Linked DNA regions of Homo sapiens: region 2 is linked to region 1. Evidence: chromatin loops called from intact Hi-C (ENCODE). Cell type or tissue: B cell. All regions are shown on one strand. Links, peaks and the distances in the headings refer to the core of each region. The heading gives the core; the rest is flanking DNA.

Evidence for each region. A loop is a pair of places that touch in the nucleus more often than their neighbours do. Peaks named below come from ENCODE experiments on the same cell type or tissue, not always from the same donor. Only the 100,000 strongest peaks of a DNase experiment are listed, where the experiment ranks them.
Region 2: a loop joins it to region 1, with 12 times the contacts of the local background. A loop is called at or near these places in 23 of 110 quality-filtered maps.

Annotation. Positions count from the first base shown.
Region 1 is chr11:32,955,221-32,965,494 of GRCh38, reverse strand. It overlaps QSER1 (glutamine and serine rich 1), which reads right to left. Exons shown (of 13, transcript NM_001076786.3): 6 at 10,083-10,199; 7 at 9,374-9,507; 8 at 7,409-7,626. It overlaps LOC105376615 (a long non-coding RNA gene), which reads left to right. Exons shown (of 4, transcript XR_931167.2): 3 at 8,729-8,770; 4 at 9,041-9,157. Among named protein-coding and RNA genes, the nearest start is that of DEPDC7, 56 kb to the left of the region's middle. In B cell, for the core only: CTCF peaks have their summits at 4,538 and 4,742 (motif pointing left); a DNase peak (open chromatin) is centred at 4,724.
Region 2 is chr11:33,324,319-33,334,592 of GRCh38, reverse strand. It overlaps HIPK3 (homeodomain interacting protein kinase 3), which reads right to left. Exons shown (of 17, transcript NM_005734.5): 3 at 5,960-6,083. Among named protein-coding and RNA genes, the nearest start is that of KIAA1549L, 47 kb to the left of the region's middle. In B cell, for the core only: CTCF peaks have their summits at 4,479 and 4,679 (motif pointing right); a DNase peak (open chromatin) is centred at 4,662.

The sequences.
Region 1 (10,274 bases), core at 909-8,908:
ATACATAGATTTCCTTTTTATTCCTAGACATAAATTACTATAAAATTCTTGCCTAGGATGTATTAAAAATGTTTAAAGTATGGCAGGTGCAGTGGCACGTGCCTGTAATCCCAACACTTTGGGAGGCCAAGGTGGGAGGACTGCTTGAGCCCAGGAGTTTGAGACCAGCTTGGGCAACATAGTGGGACATCGTTTCAATTAAAAAAAATATAAATTAGCCACGTGTGTGGTGGCATGTACCACTATTCCCAGCTACTCAAGAGGCTGAGGCGGGAGGATTGCTTGAGTCCCGGAGGTTGAGACTGCAGAGAACTGTGACTGCGCCACTGCACTCAAGCATGGGAAACAGAGTAAAGACCCTGTCTCATAAAGAAAAAGAAAAAAAGAAAAAAATCATTTTAATGTAAACACAGCCTGTGCACAGAGAAAATTTCATTCAAATCCAATGGAAAGAACTATGACATTAACTTGTTGGGTGCAGTGGTGCACACCTGTAGTCCCAGCTACTTGGGAGGCTGAGGTGGGAGGATTGTTTGAGCCTGGGAGTTCAAGACCAGCCTGGTCAATATAGCAAGACTCCATCTAAAAAAAAAAAGTTTGTTTCAATTTTGACTTTTTGTATTCAAATATATAATCAAGTCACACCCTTAAATAGCAGTTTTTAAAATATTTTTAATGTTGTGGGTATATAGTGTGCGTTTATGTGTGTGTATGTGTGTGTGTGTGTGTGTGTGTGTGTGTGTGTGTGTGTGTGTATATATATATATATATATATATGGTGTTTTTTTTTTTTCTTAGAGATAGGGTTTCACTATGTTGCCCAGGCTGGTCTTGAACTCTCAGCCTCAAGTGATCCTCCTGTCTCAGCCTCTGAAAGTGCTGAGATTAGCTGTAAGCCACCGTGCCTGGCCTATAGTAGGTGTATGTATTTTAAATAGCAGCTGTTAAAGTAACTGTACCCCAGGGGGGACCCCAAGACCCTTTTGGTGGTCTCTGATATCAAAACTGTTTTCATGATAATATTAAGATACTATGTACTTTCTTCACTGCATTGCCATTTGCAAAACTACTACTGGGTAAAATTGATGGTGCCTTACCCCACGAATCAAGGCAATGACAACAAACTGTACTAACAGTAATATACTTTGCATGACTTTGTCATGTCACTCACTACCATGTATTTGGAGGGGGAAAAAGTTTCACTTAGGAATAGTCCTAGGGGCTGGGCATGGTGGCTCACACCTATAATACCAGCACTTTGGGAGGCCAAAGTGGGAAGATTGCTTGAGGTCAGGAGTTCAAGACCAGCCCAGGCAATATAGTGAGATCCTGTCTCTACAAAAAAAAATTTTAAGTTAGCTAGGTGTGGTGGCATGCGCCTGTAGTACTAGCTGCTTGGGGGCCTGAAGTAGGAGGACTGTTTGAGCCCAGGAGTTCAAGGCTGCAGTGAGCTAAAAAGGTGCCACTCTACTCCTGCTGGTGATAGAATAAGACCCCATCTCTTAATTAACAACCAGAACAGTCTTAGGGCCAGGTGAGGTGACTCATGCCTATAATCCCAGCACTCTGGAAGGCTGAAGCAGGACAATGGCTTGAGGCCAGGAGTTTAAAACTAGCTTGGGCAACATAGTAAGACCCAGTCTCTACAAAAAACTTTAAAATTAGCTGGGCATGGTGGTGCATACCTGTAGTCAGTCCTAGCTACTTGGGGGACCGAGGTGAGAAGATTGCTTGTGCCAGAAGTTTGAGGTTACAGTGAATTATGATTACACCATGCACTCCAGCCTGGGTGACAGAGTGAGACCTCTCTCTAAATATACAAAATTTAAAAAGAGCCTGGGCAAGGCTGGATGCGGTGGCTCATGCACGTAATCCCAGCATTTTGGGAGGCCGAGGCGGGTGGATCACGAAGTCAAGCATTCAAGACCAACCTGGCCAACATAGTGAAACCCCATCTCTACTAAAAATACAAAAAAGTAGCCAGGCATGATGGCGGGCGCCTGTAATCCCAGCTACTCGGGAGGCTGAGGCAGGAGAATCGCTTGAACCTGGGAGGCGGTGCAGTGAGCCGAGATCGCGCCACTGCACTCCAGCCTGGACGATAGTGCGAGACTCCGTCTCAAACAAACAAACAAACAGAGCCTGGGCAACATGGAAAAACCTTGTCTCTACTAAAAAATACAAAAAAATTAGCGCCTGTAGTCCCAGATACCCAGGAGGCTGAGGTGAGAGGATCACATGAGCCTGGGATATTGAGGTTGCAGTGAGCCTTGTTTGTACCACTGCACTCCAGCCTGGGTGACAGAGTGAGACCTTGTCTCAAAAAAAGATAAAACAAAATAAAAATTAATAGTCCTTGACGAAGAAGTAATTATTAATTTTATGAAATTTCTATTCTTGAATAGATGTCTTTTTAATATTCTGTGTGATGAAATAGCAGGTACACATAAAGCACTTCTGCATAAATATAATGGGTATGACCAGGAGGAGCACCCATACAGTTGTGTGAGTTACAAGATAAACTAGCCATTCTTTCCCCCAAGAAAACAAGATTTTTATTTGAAAGAATGACTGACAGATACACTATGCCTATCCAGACTTGGGTATTTGGCAGACCTTAATTTATTCTTAAAAATAAATTAAGAGAATCTGCTCATTCAAGGAAAACAACTGATGGTATTTGTTGCCAATGATAAAATTTGAGATTTCAAGTGAAAATTAGAGTTCTGGACATCTTCTATCCCCACTGTGAGTCTGAGCTTCCCAATTTGTAAAGACTTCATTAATGAGATCATTCATAGAATTGATGAGTGCTATTTTTTGATAGTGTAAAATGAAATATCTGACCTTAAGAGCTAGAACCATAAAACTCTTAGAAGAAAATGTAGGAGTAAATATGTCCTTGGATTTGGCAATGGATTCTATGTGAACAAAAGCTGAGTAACAAAAGAAAAAATAAGTAAATTGGGCTTCATCCAAATTTAAAACTTTTGTGCATCAAAGGATATTATCAAGAAAGTGAAAAAGACAACCTACAAAATGGGAGGAAACATTTTCAAATTATGTATCTGATTAAGGGTTTAATATCCAGAATATATTAAAAAACTCCTACAACTTAACAACAAAAAGACAAATAACCCAGTTTAAAATGGGCAAAGGATCTGAATAGACATTTCTCCAAAGAAGATATACAAATGGCCAATAAGGACATAGAAAAAATGCTCAGGACATGGAAAAAATGCTCAACATCATTAGTCACTAGAAAAATTCAAACTGAAACCACAATGAGATACCACTTCACACTTGCTAGGATGACTTTAAAAAGACGCACACACAAACAGAAAATAACAAGTGTTAGCAAAGGATGTGGAAAAATTGGAACCGTCATGCTTTCCTGGTGGGAATATAAAATGGTGTAACCATGTGGAAAACAGTTTGATGGTTCCTCTAAAGGCTAAACATAGGATTATTATGTGACAATAGTAACAATTCTGCTTCAGGTCTATGCCTCCAAAATTGAAAATAGGAACTTAGATACTTGTATGCCAATGTTCATTACACCAATTATTCAGTTAGCCAAAAGGAGGAAATAACCCAAATACCATCAATAAAATGTGGTGTAAACATACAATGGAATATTACTTAGCCATAAAAAGGAATGAAGTTATGATATATGCTTTTACATGGATGAACCTAGAAAACATTTTGCTAAGTGAAAGAAGCCAGACACAGAAGGAAAAATATTGTATAATTCCACCTATATGAGATATTTAGAATGGGCAAAATCACAAATACAAAAAATAGGTTAGAGGTTACCAGTAGCTGGAGGAAAAACAGATTAGAGGTTACCAGTAGCTAGAGAAAAAAGAGAATAAGTAGTTGTTGCTTAATGGTTACAGTTTCTGTTTGGGATGATAAAAGTTTTGGAAATATAGGTGAGGGTTATACAACAGTGTGAATGTAAATAATGCTAATAAATTGTACACTTAAAAATGGTTAAAAAGGCAAATTTATATTTAACCACAGTGTTTTAAAGTGTGAAAAAAATTAATTATTGGAAGATCTATATCACTGAGCTAACTAATATTTTCACATGACCAATGAACAATGTTATAAAACCATGCATGGATGAGAGATATGTAAAGTTAAGACAAACCAATAGATTTTAATGTAATAGCATGAAAACTCAAGAAACTACTACTTGTCAGTATCAGGAGTATCTATGAGTATCTGAGAAGGCAATTGAAATCCTCCTCCTTTTCCTAACTACATACAGGAGGAGTATTTCCATTGCTTTCTCAGTTAAGTACGGATATTCTTGATACTTTAGCCAAAATAACATATAATAACAAACTGAATGTAGAAGCAGATATGCACTTATCTCACTAAATACTGTTAGTTTTGGAAAGTATAGTTGTTTTAAAAAAAACACCTCACATTAATAAGTAATGGGTTCATTTTAAATAAATATTTTAAAACTTTGAATTGGTATTTAGTAAATTTCAATAGATTTAGCACACATAAACCAAAGTATCTGGAATCCTCAATGTGTTTGAAGATTCCATTGGAGTCCTGAAACAAAGAGTCTGAAAATCACCAGCCTATGAATATATGTTTATTATCAATATTTGACTTCTTAAGAGAACTAAATACATTCTTTAGCCTGAGAATGTAAAGCAAGGAACAAAAAGGCCTAAAAATGTTTGCTTAACTATTAGTGACACCTAGTGGTCACTCAAATTACCAAGGGAAGAAAATGTTACCTTGTCATTTGAAGAAACTATAATTGAGAGCAAATTCAGAACAAACGTTTTGATTCTAAGCAGTAGGCAAGACTGCTAACTGCAAAAATTATGTATAATGCCTTCTATGCATATTCAAGGCACTGAATTTCCTTACCTATTCTGATTATATATTTCTTTTTTCTTTTTTTTGAGATGGAGTTTCGCTCTTGTTGCCCAAGGCTGGAGTGCAATAGCGCAATCTTGGCTTACTGAAACCTTTGCCTCTTGGGTTCAAGTGATTCTCCTGCCTCAGCCTCCTGAGTAGCTGGGATTACAGGTGCCTGCCACCACACCTGGCTAATTTTTTTGTATTTTTAGTAGAGACAGGGTTTCACCGTGTTGGCCAGTCTGGTCTCAAACTCCTGACATCAGGCGATCCACCCTCCTCAGCCTCCCAAAGTGCTGGGATTGCAGGCATGAGCCACCATGCCCAGCCTGATGTATATATTTCTAAACAACCATTTACAAATAGCTTTATTTTTTATTATTATTTTTTTAAGCTATGGGGTCTCGCTATGTTGTCTAGGTTGGTCTTGAACTCCTGGGATCAAGCAATCCTTTCTCCTGAGCCTCCCAAGTAGCTGGGTGTGTAGATGTGCACCACTGCACTTGCCCACAAATAGCATTTACAAACAGTACATTTAGACTGGGCACAGTGGCTTATGCCTATAATCCCAGCACTTTGGGAGGCCGAAGTGGGAGGATTGCTTGAGCCCAGGAGTTTGAGATCGGCCTGGGCAACACAGTGAGACCCTGTGTCTACAAAGATTAAAATTTAAAAATTAGCTGGGTGTGGTGGTGCCCACCTGTAGTCCCAGCTACTCAGGAGGCTGAGGTGGGAGGATCACTTGAGCCTGGGAGGTCGAGGCTACAGTGAGTCATGAGTGCACCACTGCAGTCCAGCCTAGACAACAGAGTAGACCTTGACTCAAAAAATAAAAAATAAAAACGGTAAATTTAAAGTAGACTTCAGCACTGAAGAATTTTTTTTATTATGGTTCTATTTCTAATCAGATAATTTCTAAGATAATCTCTCAAGCAATGATACTTGTAATGTCAGAAACCATCCTGGACATCAACTTCAACCATAGCCCCAACAACTAATTCACCATTCAAGTTCTGCCAAAATTACATCCTGAATATCTCAAAACTGTCCCCTCATCTCCATCCCTGCTGCCACTACTTAGGTTCAGACTCAATTTATGCCTGAATTATGTCTTGTAATTCAAATTTAAATTTCACCATATTGTTTCCCCCTTATAAATCCCTCTAAGGACTTTCATTTGTTTACAGGATCACAAGCTTTTTAGCTTTATTATGGCATACAAGGTCTTTCATCATCCCTTCCTCTTTTCTTAAATTCTACTTTATGTTCTAGAAAAATAGGGGCCAGCAACCTTTTTCTGTAAAGGGCTATAGGTAAATATTTTAGATTTTGTCATATGGTCTCTGTAGAACTACTCAAATCTGCCACTGTAGTGGGAAAGCAACTGTATGGAAATATGCAAATGAATCTATGCGGCTGTGTTCCAATAAAACTATAAAAACAGGCTGAGGGTCAGATTCAGTCTGCAAGACATTTGGCAACCTCTGTACTACACTACTAAACCACCTGAAATTTCTTACATATATTGTACACCATGCTTTGTGTGCTGGTATATTCTTATGTATTACAACTATCTCAGTTTTAATTTCTAATATAGTAAATATCAATAGATATACCTACATAAATGCATTTTAGGATCCTCAATAATTTTTAAGAATGTAAAATGGTTCTAAGATCAAGAAGTTTGATAACAAATTATTTCAACCTTTACATTTTATAAAACAAGAAAACTAAGAGAGGATATCCTACCTTCGTTATAGGTACATGATTAGCTAGTGGCAGATATATAGTAGTAAGCATTTATTAAATAATGTAGTGGCATACGTTATTAAATATATTACTATATTATAATTTGAGTGCCCCTTTCCTAGGCTTAGTTATTCTTTTCTTCTAGCATAAACTTAGACTCAAATGTTTATGCTAGGTGGGGCGCAGTGGCTCATGCCCGTAATCCCAGCACTTTGGGAGGCTAAGGCAGGAGGACTGCTTAAGCCCAGGAGTTTGAGACCATCCTGGGTGACAAAGCAAGAGCCCATATCTTAAAAAGAAACATTAGCTGGGCATGGTGGTGCACACCTATAGTCCCAGCTACTTTGGAGGCTGAGGTAGGAGAGTTACGAGCCCAGGTGTTCGAGGCTGCAGTGAGCTAGGATCATGCCATTGCACTTCAGCCTGGGCGACAGAATGAAACCTTGTCTCAAAAAAAAAAAAAGTTTAGAACTAGATGATTCTTAGTAATCATCTGATCTAACCTCCATCTTATCCAGAGTTGAGATAACTGGCATTACTAAGGTAAGTTCTGCCTTTTCTATTTACAAGGCTGCATGTGTGGGCCAACTGTGCTTCAGTTGGTATGTTCAGGGAATGTGAACTTACTTTCATAAAAACCTAAACAGAATTTATTAGGTAGATAAATTCCCTGAAAAGTAAATACATTTTGAATTGTCAGCATCCTGCTCCTCACCACTCATGTAGATAATCTAAAGTTATCAGGGTAGCCATTTCACGGAAAACTCACCCTCATCGTCACTACTACTAGTATGGATCTCAGGAGATGAGTCAGATTGGGATGATGAAAATTCTTCTTTCCATTTTTTCCGTTTCTTTGGTGGTGGCTCAGCCTTTACTTTTGGCTGTTTAACTTTGGGTTTCACGGAAGGGGCTTTTGTAGTTGTAGTTTTTGATGCTAGAGGATCAGAAGTTTTACTGCTACTACTTGGCTTAGCTTGAACAGTTCTGCAATGTTATAAACAAACTTCATTAACACACTGAAATCTTGTTAAACTAAAATAAAATAGAAAAATAAAAGAGAATCACAGGAGAAGATTATCTAATTACTCTCACCAATACCTTCAAAATATACAGTCCAAGTCCTATATACATCTCAATGGTGATTCCCATAAAATTTTCTTAAAATACATTCTTTTCACCAGAAGCATTCAATATTCAGTTATTAAGGGACTTTTAGTTCAGTCCTTATTTCTACTTCTTCATTGCCCTCCTTGATTTATGGACTTATTTCCCAGAGACTATGAGGCTGTACAACAGATGATCAGTGGGCTTAGGAAGGTAATGAATGTTATAACCGTAATTGCCATATCTAGCTCTGACCCTAAGAAACTCTCACAGGCTCTGGTGGTGTCAGGTTTTGATGTAGAAACCCAAATGCGGCGCGGTGGCTCATGCCTGTAATCCTAGCACTTTGGGAGGCTGAGGTGGGTGGATCACTTGAGGTCAGGAGTTCAAGACCAGCCTGGCCAACATAGTGAAACCCCATCTCTACTAAAAATACAAAACCAGCTGGGAGTGGTGGCGGGCGCCTGTAGTCCCAGCTACTCGGGAGGCTGAGGCAGGAGAATCGCTTGAACCCGGGAGGTGGAGGTTGCAGTGAGCCAAGATCACGCCGCTGCACTCCAGCCTGGGCGACAGAGCAAGACTCTATCTCAAAAAAAAGAAAAAAAAAAAAAAAAGAAAAAAAAAGAAAAAAAAGAAAAACCCAAATGCATCTGTCCTAGAGTCCCTCGAGATTTGCTGTATGCCAGCTGGGTATGGTGGCTCATGCCTGTAATCCCAGCATTTTGGGAGGCTGAGGCAGGCAAATTGCTTGAGCCCAAGAGTTCAAGACCAGCCTGAGCAACATGGTAAAATCCCATCCCTATAAAAATTAGCTGGGCACAGTGGTGCACACCTGTAGTCCCAGCTACTTGGGAAGTTGAGGCAGGAGGATCACCTGAGCCTGGGAGGTCGAGGCTGCAGTGCCGTGATCATGCCACTACACTGCAGCCTTAGTGACAGGGTGAGACCCTGTCTCAAATAAAAAAGATTTGCTCTCTTCCAGGTCTGAAGATTTGAGTGGATAAAATTCCATCATAAAAATAAGGTAAGCTGCTTCCAGTAGGTGGGAATGTTAATGAAACTGGACCTACTTGGCACTGGAGTAAGAACATCTACGGTCATACCTGCTTCTCATGCAGACCACAGGGTCAAGTCAGTTATCTTCCAGATTCATGCTCCAGACAACCCAGAGTCACATTAATACACAATAATAATTCTACTGTGTACACTTGTACAGTAATGTAGTTCTTATAGTTTTTTTATCAATAATTATTTTAAATTTAATTTACTTCATTATATTATTTACATTTTATAGATGAAAAAGGGAGCTTCAGGAAAGCTGTCTTCTCTAAGTCACATAAAGCTGGACTCAAACTTTTTGCCTCTACAATTTTTTTTCACAATACTGGGATGACACCAAAAGGACTTAGGGAAAAGAAAAGGGCACCCACCCACCACAGATAGCCATGAGCTTTACAGTGCCCATCTCATGCCTTCAAAAGAATCACTTATTTCATCAGGCACTGAAATTTTTTGACTTGTGTATAATAAAAAAAATCTATTTAATTGATATGCTCCTTTGTACATTGGTATCATCAATAATACACCTATATATATGCACAAATATATCACCTAAGAAAACAAATACCTGATAGTTTGTGAAGGTTTATTTCTTGGCTTTTTAGAACACACTCTGACATATTCCTTCTTGTTTGCATTTTCAATGAACTTCACATATATTCTTTTGTATTTACTCTTTGCATCTCCAAAATATCCAAGATACTGAGGAAGGAAACACTTTGAGTTACATAATTGAACAATCTAGATACAAATGCTACTTTGTTTGTTCAATTGACTATCCCATAGCCAACCTTCAAGTTTTCTAAAATGCAGCTCTGGCCAGGCTAATTTTACCCTCAAAAACTGATCCCAGGCTCATTATTGATTTCATATGTACAAGCAATCTCATTTGGCATATTCTTACTTCCAGCTACATTAAGTATGACAGAATAACTTCCATCAGTCTTCTGGTAAATCAGGATATTTGACTAGTAGAATAATCAATATAAAGGAGCCTCTGAGTCAATCTGAACTCTTCATAGGCTAACATTAATCCCTTTCCTTTATTAAAAAAAAAAGTTAAACAATAGTACAAGGTCATTTAATTTTAAATAGCTGATATTTAACAAATGACTTTATTTTTATATTAGACTATCAAAGAGCATCAATATTCTAGTTCAAATTATATGCTACTTTATATCAAAAATATTCAATATAAAATACTTCTATATTTAAATCATTGTTTTTCTCAGGACCACTGTCAAAATAAGGCTAATGTAAACATGCATTTTACTTACACTATTTGTAGCAGCAAATTCTCTTTGACCATCTCGAATTTCAGGAACAAATTTCTGTAATAAAGCTTTTTGTACTTTCCAAATAGCTGGAGGTTCTTTTCCTGTTTTTAAAGCCTCCTGTAATAACCAGAATTAATGATACTTACAAAACACAGCAACATATTTTAGATCTTAGAATATTAGAGATGAAAG
Region 2 (10,274 bases), core at 1,396-9,395, 370 kb before region 1:
CTTCTTCCAATGTGGCCCAGGGAAGCCAAAAGGCTAGACACCCCTGACCTAGAGGATCAATTCCAGACCTCTAACCCTAGCAAACAGGCCCTCCAACTATATATATTCCCTGCCCTTTTATATTCTCCTGGTACTTCGGCACCAACTGGCACCATGTCGAACCACATGGGCCAGTTTCTCTTTCCTATATTGTTCTCGAACTTCTACTTATCCAACATACATATTCCCCCTTTCACCAAATCCACAAGACAAACTTCTACTATTCCTTCTTCAAGACTCAGCTCAAGAATCTTCTCCTCTATAAAGCCATCCCTGACGATGCCAAGCAGAGGTAATTACTCTACTCTGTGCTATCATCACACCTAGAACATGCATTTATAATTATTATAACTATATTACAATTTTTTACATGTCTGTTTTCCCTACTAGATTGTGTGCCTTCCAATAACAGTCTGTTTTATCCACATTTGTATCCCCAATTTTATATAAAATGACAACGAAAACTTCCACATTACAAACTGGCTTCATTTCGTTAAAGTGCTGTTCTTTCTCCCCACCTCCCACCCACTAAGTAGCTAACTTCCTTATTTTAAGGAAACAGAAAAATGGAAGGAAAAAGTACTAAGAGTTTGGTGCCTAGATGCTGCATCAGACAGAAAAGCCATCAACAATTCAATTTCAACAAACAGAGCATCTATTATTTGCTAGATGCTAAAGACATGTAGATAAATATGGTGCCAATCTTCAAAAGCACAATTCAGTAGAACAGAAAAATATTTAAGCATATAATCTGCAATTAAGCTAGTAAGCCATTGTGAAGAAGAAAACAAAGTGCTAAAAAAGCAAAGAGAATAGAGCAATTAATGTACCTCAGGAGTTGAGATGGCTCTGTAAAACAAAAAACAAACAAACAAACAAAAGTGGCCAGTGAAAATCTGAGTTTATTACTTGTCATACTGTCTGCCCAGTCTTTTGAAGAGAAAAATGTTCCATCTAGAACCCCTAATATATAAATATATTTGCCTTCCTCCATCTCCAGTGGATGAAGAATGGGAATCTGACACATAATTCTAAACTGGCCTCATGAACTCAACTAGAAAAAAACTAAGTCAATCAGATTAACTATGTCAGAAATGTGAACTAAGAAATACCAATGACTCTTGGGGGATGAGCTAAAGGGTTATTAGGTAGAGCCGGAGTTTTATGGTCATGAAACCTAATCAAAGGTAAGGTGAGCAGAAACTCAGATCAGAATAGACAAAGGCACTTGAAGAACAGCCAAGTCACACTGATGGTCCAGTACCAGTGAAGTTCTACCAACATCTGTTAATTCCTCTCGTGTCGCCTTACTTTGAAAAGCACCTTCAATTCCATACTTCACAAATCCCAGTCATATTATAGTTCCATTCTTAGATCCTTGTGATAGTCCACTGATATAGTTTGAATGTTTGTCCCCTCCAAATCTCATGTTGAAATATAATCCCCAGTGTTGGAGGTAGGGCCTGGTGGGAGGTGTTTGGGTAATAGGGGCCGATACCTCATGAATGGCTTGGTGCTGTCCCCCCAACAGTGAGTTCTCTCAAGATCTGGTTGTTTCAAGGTGTGTAGTACCCATCTCCCCCATCTCTTGCTCCTATTCTCACCATGTGAAACGCCTGCTCCCCTTCCCTTCTGCCATGATTGTAAGCTACCTAAGACCCTCACCAGAAGCACATGCTGGAGCCCTGCTTGTACAGCCTGCAGAACTGTGAGCCAATTAAATCTCTTTTCTTTATAAATTACTCAGGTATTCCTTTATAGCAATGCAAATGGCCTAATACATCCACACATATAAATAAATGTCCCCTTATTTGGGCCAGCTTGTGTGGGTCTCTTTGCTAAATAGCCTGACAAAAATAGAAATCTTGAAAGATTTATTTTCTCTGCAGTTGAAATAGTGAACTTTATTTTTCTTACATAAGACTTGAAATTACCAAATATAATTTGAATATAAAGTCAGACTCTTAGTTGTTCTGGATAACATTCTATCTAAACTCCAACAAACATTTTGGAGAAATAATGAACATTTACCAACTATTGTCCATCCGTCTATCCATCCATTCATCCATTCAACCATCCATCCATCCATAAAATAGTCCTTAATTCCCTAGAATACTTTTGATATGTCCCTAGTAAATATAAGTCCTGTAAATAGAACACTAATAAGACAGTTTATCTACAATCAAGACAGGAAGGGATTCACGCACTGTAACAATTGGTGGGTAGGATCTTCCCTAACCACACACACTAAATATAGATGTCTATATAAACGGAAATAAAATGCACATACAAGAAAATATGAAATTATAAATTTTCAACACGGTCAGTGTCTACTTACAGAATCTAAAATCCAAAGAGAAAATGGCATTGGAAAGGTTTTAAGACATGATAAATATGATTAAAGGGCTAGAACACAAACCCTATAATGAAGAATTAAAATACTTTGAATATTTTTCCTGCTGACTCAAATTTGGCTTTTAAAAATATAATAATTTGGCCAGGCGCGGTGGCTCGTGCCTGTTATTGCAACACTTTGGGAGGCCTAGGCAGGAGGACCACTTGAGCCCACGAGTTCAACTTTGCAGTAAACCATGATCCTGCCACTGCACTCCATCCAGGGCAACAGAGAAAGACTCTGTCTCTAAAGAAGAATATGATATACTGTTAAGAACTCTTTAGTTTACATCTATAAAATGGAGGCAACAGTAGTGTGTACTTCATAGGGTTGTTACGAGCATTAAATGAGTTAATATAAAGTGTTAACAGCAGTTCCTAGTACATAAAAGAGCTCAGTAAGCATTAATTAGTTAATATTACTATTGCCCACTGCACTGCCACTGTAAGGCAAAAAATAATAATTAGAAAAAAACTGCCAGGCCAGGTGCAGTGGCTCACACCTGTAATCCCAGCATGTCTGGAGGTCCAGGCGGGAGGATGGCTTAAGCCCAGGACTTTGAGACCAGCTTGGGCAACATAGAGAAAGAGACCCCATCTCTACAAAAAATTAAAAATGAGTCAGGCATGCTGGTGCACACCTGTATCCCCAGCTACTGGGCACAGCCTGAGGTAGGAGGATTCCTCGAGCCCAGTAGTTCAAGACTGCAGTGAGCTATGATCATGCCACTGCATTCCAGCCTAGATGACAGACTGAGACCCTGTCTAAAAAAAATACCAACTCCCCAGTTGGGGTGTCCAAGTATATCTAGGCAGCTGATTACTGGAATAAGGAACAGATAATAGAGAGAGACATACCCTACTGGTGGCCCTTTCACATCCTAACATTAGGTGATCACAATCTAGCGAGATGGGGAAAATCTATGAAAGTCAAACACATTAATAAACAGACTAAAGCTGTTCTGAGAAACATATGTGGCCAGGCGCAGTGGCTCTTGCCTGTATTCCCAACACTTTGGGAGGCCAAGGTGGGTGGATCATTTGAGATCAGGAGTTTAAGACCTGCCTCGTCAATATGATGAAACCCCATCTCTACTAAAAATAAAAAATTAGCCAGGCATGGTGGCACACACCTGTAGTCCCAGCTACTAAGGAGGCTGAGGTGGAAAAATTGCTTGAACCTATGAGGCGGAGGTTGCAGTGAGCCGAGATGGAACCACTGCACTCAGGCCTGGGCGACAGAGTGAGACCCTGTCTCAAAAAAGAAAAAGAAAAAGAAAAAAGAAAAACATATGTGAACATTTTAACAAGTGCAAAAAAAAAAGCACTTGAAAGTCCTAAACCAAGTTAAGACTGATAGGGAAAAAAAAAAAAATTATCAAAATTTATCAAAGCCTTTATAACAAATACCATGCTTGAAAATGAGCTTAAAGTCCCAGATTAGGGCCAAAACAAAGACGCCCACAAAATCACTACAATTTATTTGCTTTGCATTCATGTATTTTGTAAAATATTTTAAAACATTGAACTGTGGGCGGGGCACAGTGGCTCACGCCTGTAATCCCAACACTTTGGGAGGCTGAGGCAGGCAAATCACAAGGTCAAGAGTTCGAGACCAGCCTGGCCAACATGGTGAAACCCCATCTCTACTAAAAATACAAAAATTGGCCGGGCATGGTGGTGTGTGCCTGTAATCCCAGCTACTCAGGAGGCTGAGGCAGAAGAATCGCTTGAATCCGGGAGGCGGATGTTGCAGTGAGCTGAGATCACGCCACTGCACTCCAGCCTGGGCGACAGAGCAAGACTTCATCTCAAAAGAAAAAAGAAAAACAAACAAAGACAAAAAAACCCCACTGAACTGTGAGACTATTGATGCTATATGCCAAGGGCCAATGACTTTTTTTAATCCCTTTGGTAATATACATCCTGAAAACATTGTCAATCTGGATCAGATAATACCTGTTCCAAGTTTAGTTTAAAAAAAACAAACATTCATTATAAAATTTAGAAAAACTGAGTTTTGGTCAAGGCTTTGTCTTTAAAATTACTATTGTGACTTTTGACAAGTGAATTCATTTTTCTGGGCCTCAGTTTTCTCCTTTATAAAATGAAAAGGGGGCAGTTACTGGGTAATCTCTGGGGTCCTTTTCAATACTAATATCAGTTGTCCAAGATGAACTGTGAAGTCCTAATCGAGTATAATAACAAATCAACTTGAAATTGCCACTAGAGGGTGTCCTGCTCCAGGGCGGTATGCATGCCATAGGCTAATCTACAAAGCCAAGGGTGTATTTCTAGCATTTTACTGGTGCCTCAGTATTCCAACAGCTAAAGGATTATGGGACTCTGATTCAATTACTAACTCGTTCAGAACTGACGGTAGTCTTGCATCTGTATCAAAGCTAGTAATTGGGTAGAAAGCTGAAAGAAGACAGGATGTATGGAAAATTTTACAGAAACCCAGTGGAATTCTGAACATGGAGGAGGGAAGGTAGAGAATATGGAAAACCTAACCTAAAAGGGAAGGTTCATGGATGATGACAAGAGATTAAAGTCAATGATAACATCTAATCTAATAATCAGTATTAAATGACAGAGTCATCTCAGGAACATTTAAGTCACCTAAATTAATTACCTCTCTTTTTCCTCTTGATAGAGAAAATAGCCCTAAAATACAAGGCTATAATCATGATTATGTAATAGGTGCTTTAAATTCTTCTATTTTCTATTTTTTCTTGCTTGAAAGTTAAATATCATCTAAATAAAAATATTCACTAATCAGAATGACAAAATTAATGTAACTACTTTGTTGATTTTGACTAGCATTTTCTATTAGAATGAGTTGAGTACATTATCTCAAAGATACTCAAAGAATAATAAATAAGATGGCAGTTTCTCCAAAAAATAATCTTGGTATTAATATTTAAGACTACTAGCACACAACACTGTTTAATAGTACAGAAAGGCTAATGAATATACCTGAAAACTACCATGAAAAGTGTGCTTAATAAGGTAATTTGCTGAATTCTACCGAGAATCATTAAACAGTGCTAAAAGAGAATTTCAGCACCACTCAAAACAGCTAAAAAGACTGAGAAGAGTTCAAGTTACTGAGGTATTTAAAACACCAATAATGGCAGTTGGTTTAAGACCAAAAGTTATAACGCCTTTTAGGAGCTTTTATGCCTTGGGAGGGGCTGACGTTTCACACATCAAAGTTTGTCACCCAAGCAAAGCACAATTAATTAAATGGACACACAATCCAACCTTTTATATGTTTACAGTATAAAATTTTCCCAATAATTTTACAAAACTGGTTTTGAGATTCTATAGGCTGTAACTTTATGAAAACTTACTTCAGCATTATAAAACAGTTTTCAAAATCAATTCTACAAGATCCCAGATTCTGCCACTTTATGTTAAAAAGACTTTCCAGTGTATTGTACACCTGCAGCCATGTGTTCCTGTAAGTCTGTTATTATTCTTTACTTTTTACCAATTCTATTAGATTATCATTATTTGTTACCTGATCATACTCCAAGGCTCCTGGGTAGAGCGGCCATCCAAGAAATAATTCTGCAATCACACATCCCAATGACCACATGTCTATGGCTTCACAAAATGGCAACCCCAATATAATCTCTGGAGCTCTGAAATTTAAAATTAAAACAAAAATCAGGGTGGTTTTTCTCTAAAATTACCTAATTTCAACTGGCATTCTAGGAAGTTGGTAAAATGACAGAGGTATCACATTCTATGTATAGGAACTCTTCACTATTTCAGAACTCTTTGAAACCTAGACATAATCCTGAATTAATCTGAAAGGGGTACTATGAGTACAACATTTCTATAATAAAGTCTCTTCCACTGTAATCCTTTTCCCTTATAGTTTTACTAACATAACATTTTTTGAAAAAGGAAAAACATACATCTTGTTTTTAAGACTACAGCAGATCAGAAATAACACAATAGGAAGAGAACTGGCAAACTATTAAATACATACTATGACATCAGCAGAACTGAAAACCAGACATTGAGAGAGAAAACAAAAACAAAGCAAAATCCTCAAAGGCTAAAAGTGAATCTAGACCTAGATATTACTTCAGAATACAGTAATAAATATTTACCTAATTGGAGCCATTAGTCATCCAAGAGATTAAACTAAATTCAGTGTATTCTGTCTTAAAAGGCAGACAAGTATACAGCATATAACAACATAGTTAAAAAGCATTTCAGCACTTAAAAGTGTTTGGTCATTTGGGAAATGTACTCCAAGAAACATATTATTCCTAGATAAATTATGTTGCACCTTCATATGGATTTCCCTTGAGAAGATTCATGTTCTAAGACAGACTCCATGTACAGCTGTGTAATTCCAAAGAAGTCATATGGATCACAGTTATCCTAGATTAGTGTGCATGTGTTTAATTTTAAAACAATCTCAATCTTACAGAGAAGTTGCAAGAACAGTACATATTTTTTCCTTAAATCACCCGAGAATAACTTGCCAAATATCTGTATACTTTATAGTTCCTACAAAGAAGAATATTCTCCTACATAACCACAATACAATCATCAAAATCAAGAAATGAACTCTGATACATCTCCACCTTCTAAGCTTCAGACTCCATTTAAGTTTGGCCAATTATACTAATACCGTCCTTTTTGGCAAAAGGATCCAACTCAGGATCATGCATTGCATCTAGTTGTCCTATCTCTTTCAGTCTTTTTCAATATGGAATAATTCCTAAGTTTTGTCTAGATTTCCATGACCTTTGTATAACATATTACAGGACAGATATTTGAAGAAACGTCCCTCAGTGTGGGTTTGTCTGATGTTTCCTCATAATTAGATTCAGAGGAACATCACAGAAGTGATCATGTTTTCTCATTGTATCTTATTAGGCATGCAATTCTGATATGTTCCATTACTAATAATTTTTACTTTGATCACATGATGTCTGCTATATTTCTCTACTACTAAGTTCCTACTTTTCTCTTTCTAATTAAGTATTTTGTGGGATCTCAAATTGAAACTATATAAATAATCCATTTCTTATCAAACTTTCATTTTTTTCATTTATTTACCTGTATGAGTACAGATTAAAGGATTCCTACTTTGTTCAATGAGTTATAATCCATGACTATAATTACTTATTTTGATTCTCAGATTTTCCCAGATTTGGCGTGGTAGCTCACACCTGTAATCCCAGCACTTTGGGAGGCCAACATGGTAGGATTGCTTGAGCCCAAGAGTTCCAGATCAGCCTGGGCAACATAATGAGACCTCATCTCTCCAAAAAAAGAAAAAATTTTTTTTAATTAGCCAGGGTGATGGTCCGCACCTGTAGTCCCAGCTATTTGGGAGACTGAGGTGGAAGGGTCACTTGAGCCCAGGAGGTCCAAGCTGCAGTGAGCTGAGATTGTGCCACTGCACTCCAGCCTGAGGGACAGAGCCAGGCTCTGTCTCGGGGGAAAAAAAAAAAAATCCCAGATTTGACCAGTCATAACTCCCTCAGACTTTTATGTTCTTCTGACAATAATCTCTGATTATTTCTTTGCTTTCTGACACAGCAAGATATTCCAGGCACATCTTGTTCTTTCCCTGCTCCAGTCCTAAAAACAGCTATTTCTCTGAGGATCTCTGGTATCTTTTCGTATAGAATAGACCTTTGAAACAAAGATCAGGGAGCTATGGATCCTCATTACTATTGGGATGGTTCCCAGACCTTCTCAGTACGTATATTACCTAGAGTTAAGCAAAATAAGCCTGCTAATTTCTTAACTGAGACTGGGGGTTGTCATCTCCTAAGGCAGTGGTTCTCAATCTTGGCTACACATTACAATTATTTGGTCCTGGCCACACCCTACACCAATTAAATCAGAAACCCTGGGGATTAGACTTAGGAATCAAGAGTGGCTTCAACATATAGCCAAAGTTGAGAACCAAAGCCTTACACTCAAGAAGTTAGACCAATGGGAGGACCACCCCATTTCTTCCCTACAACTCTTCTGGCAAAGGAAATTCAGAGGATAATGAACAAGCTGTTTTCTACTACAGACTTGGGATCTGTCCAGTGAATATTCTACTCCTGGCCCCATCTCTGCTGTAAATAATACTTAAGATTCAGTAGAACCTTAACCAATCCACAGGCATTTGTTGAAAACAAGAGCCACGGGGAGATTCTATGAGGTATAAAAGATCTTCAAAACATGGTTATAAGAAGTTTTCATTCTTTTGACAAAATATTCAAGTGTGTGTATGGATGTATACACATTAATTATATTTAGGTATAATCAAATGCTAAAACGTGTTGTAGAAAGATAAAAAAAGGAAGCTGCACTGTTATTAATCCTATATATTCACAATATTGTACCAAAAAAAGCTATCAAAGATGGAGACCTTATCCCTTTTTGTTCATTATTTGTGTACCTAGAACCTTGTAAAGAATATGCATTCAGTAAACATTTCTCAAATAAATCATTTCAACACAGGTTGAGTCACACAAAGAAAAGTATCAGAGTACGGTCTGGTTTTGGACTAGGCCTTCAAATACAGAAGTCTAGGCAGAAAGAAAGAGAACGGGGCACAAGAGTTTATAAAGAGCATATATTAACCTATACTAAAAAAGATTCAAAGCAAAAATGCAGTTTTGAAAGTACGGCGTGGAAATGAGATTCACTACCAATGTTAACCATATACTAATCTGAATGCAAAACAAAAATCAGTAAGACTAATGATAGGCCTATTACTGTGTGTATAAAAGTTTTATGATTATTTTGAAATATTTAATATGGAAAATTCTTCATAGGATTTGAAATTTTTCGGTGTAGAACTTTTCAGTATCGCATTTGGCAATAAAGGAAAGTAACAATAACAGCACCTAAGATATACCACTTAAAGAGACTGAAATCATTTTAATTCTGTTAACAGTAAGAAAAGAGTTTCTGTCAGACAAAGAGCAACAAATTCCTTCTGCCATGTGCTACCATTTAATGAATAAGTCAAGTTTCTAACTGATGGTGACAACAAGAATACAGAGTCATCTTTACAAAATCTTGATCAGGAATTGCACATAGCCACTCAAACATAAAACCTGAGATACAAAAGTTACACTCACAGAAGCAAATTCAAGTTTCCCATTTTAAAATACAAAAGAGTTTTAACTGGGAGTTTTATACAAGTTCACTATCTATTATTGCATTAGTTCAGATCCTCTGAGAAGCAAATTAGATACACCAGAAATTTGCTGGGGAAGATGCCTGGGCAGCATACAGGCAGAGGAAGCAGAAGGAGGTGAGGAGAAACTTGAGCAGGGTCTGAGGGTGGAAGAAGAGAGGCAAAGGAGTAGTTAGGTACAAAGAACCTCCCACAGCAGTGCAGTTATGAGAAAGTCTCGGATAGGCCAATACCAAGTCCCTAAGCAAACATTATCTGTATGAGGAGCCTCCCATCAAGCAAGAATAGCCCAACTCTAGTGCCCCACACTGTGCCTGGTCATTGGTGGGAAGGGGCCCAAAGGAAGTATGGCCTCAGCCTGAGCACTGCAGCACATCTGAAGGTGCAGCAGCTGGAGGCTCTCAGCCAGCTGCTCTACACAGGGGACTCTCTTGAAGGGGATTCTGAGTGGCACACTTTCACAGCTGCCACAACTAGCTTCCCAAAAGCTTCCGCATTTCATTTCACAATACGTTATCTATCATAGAGAAAATGCAGTAAATTTCTTCACTAAGTCCCCTACAAACAAGACCAAATCCTCCCCAGTTAACCGTAGCATGCCATGCATTTTCTATGTATATCATACCATAGCATGAGGAAAGTTGGGAAGCAATGCCTGAAA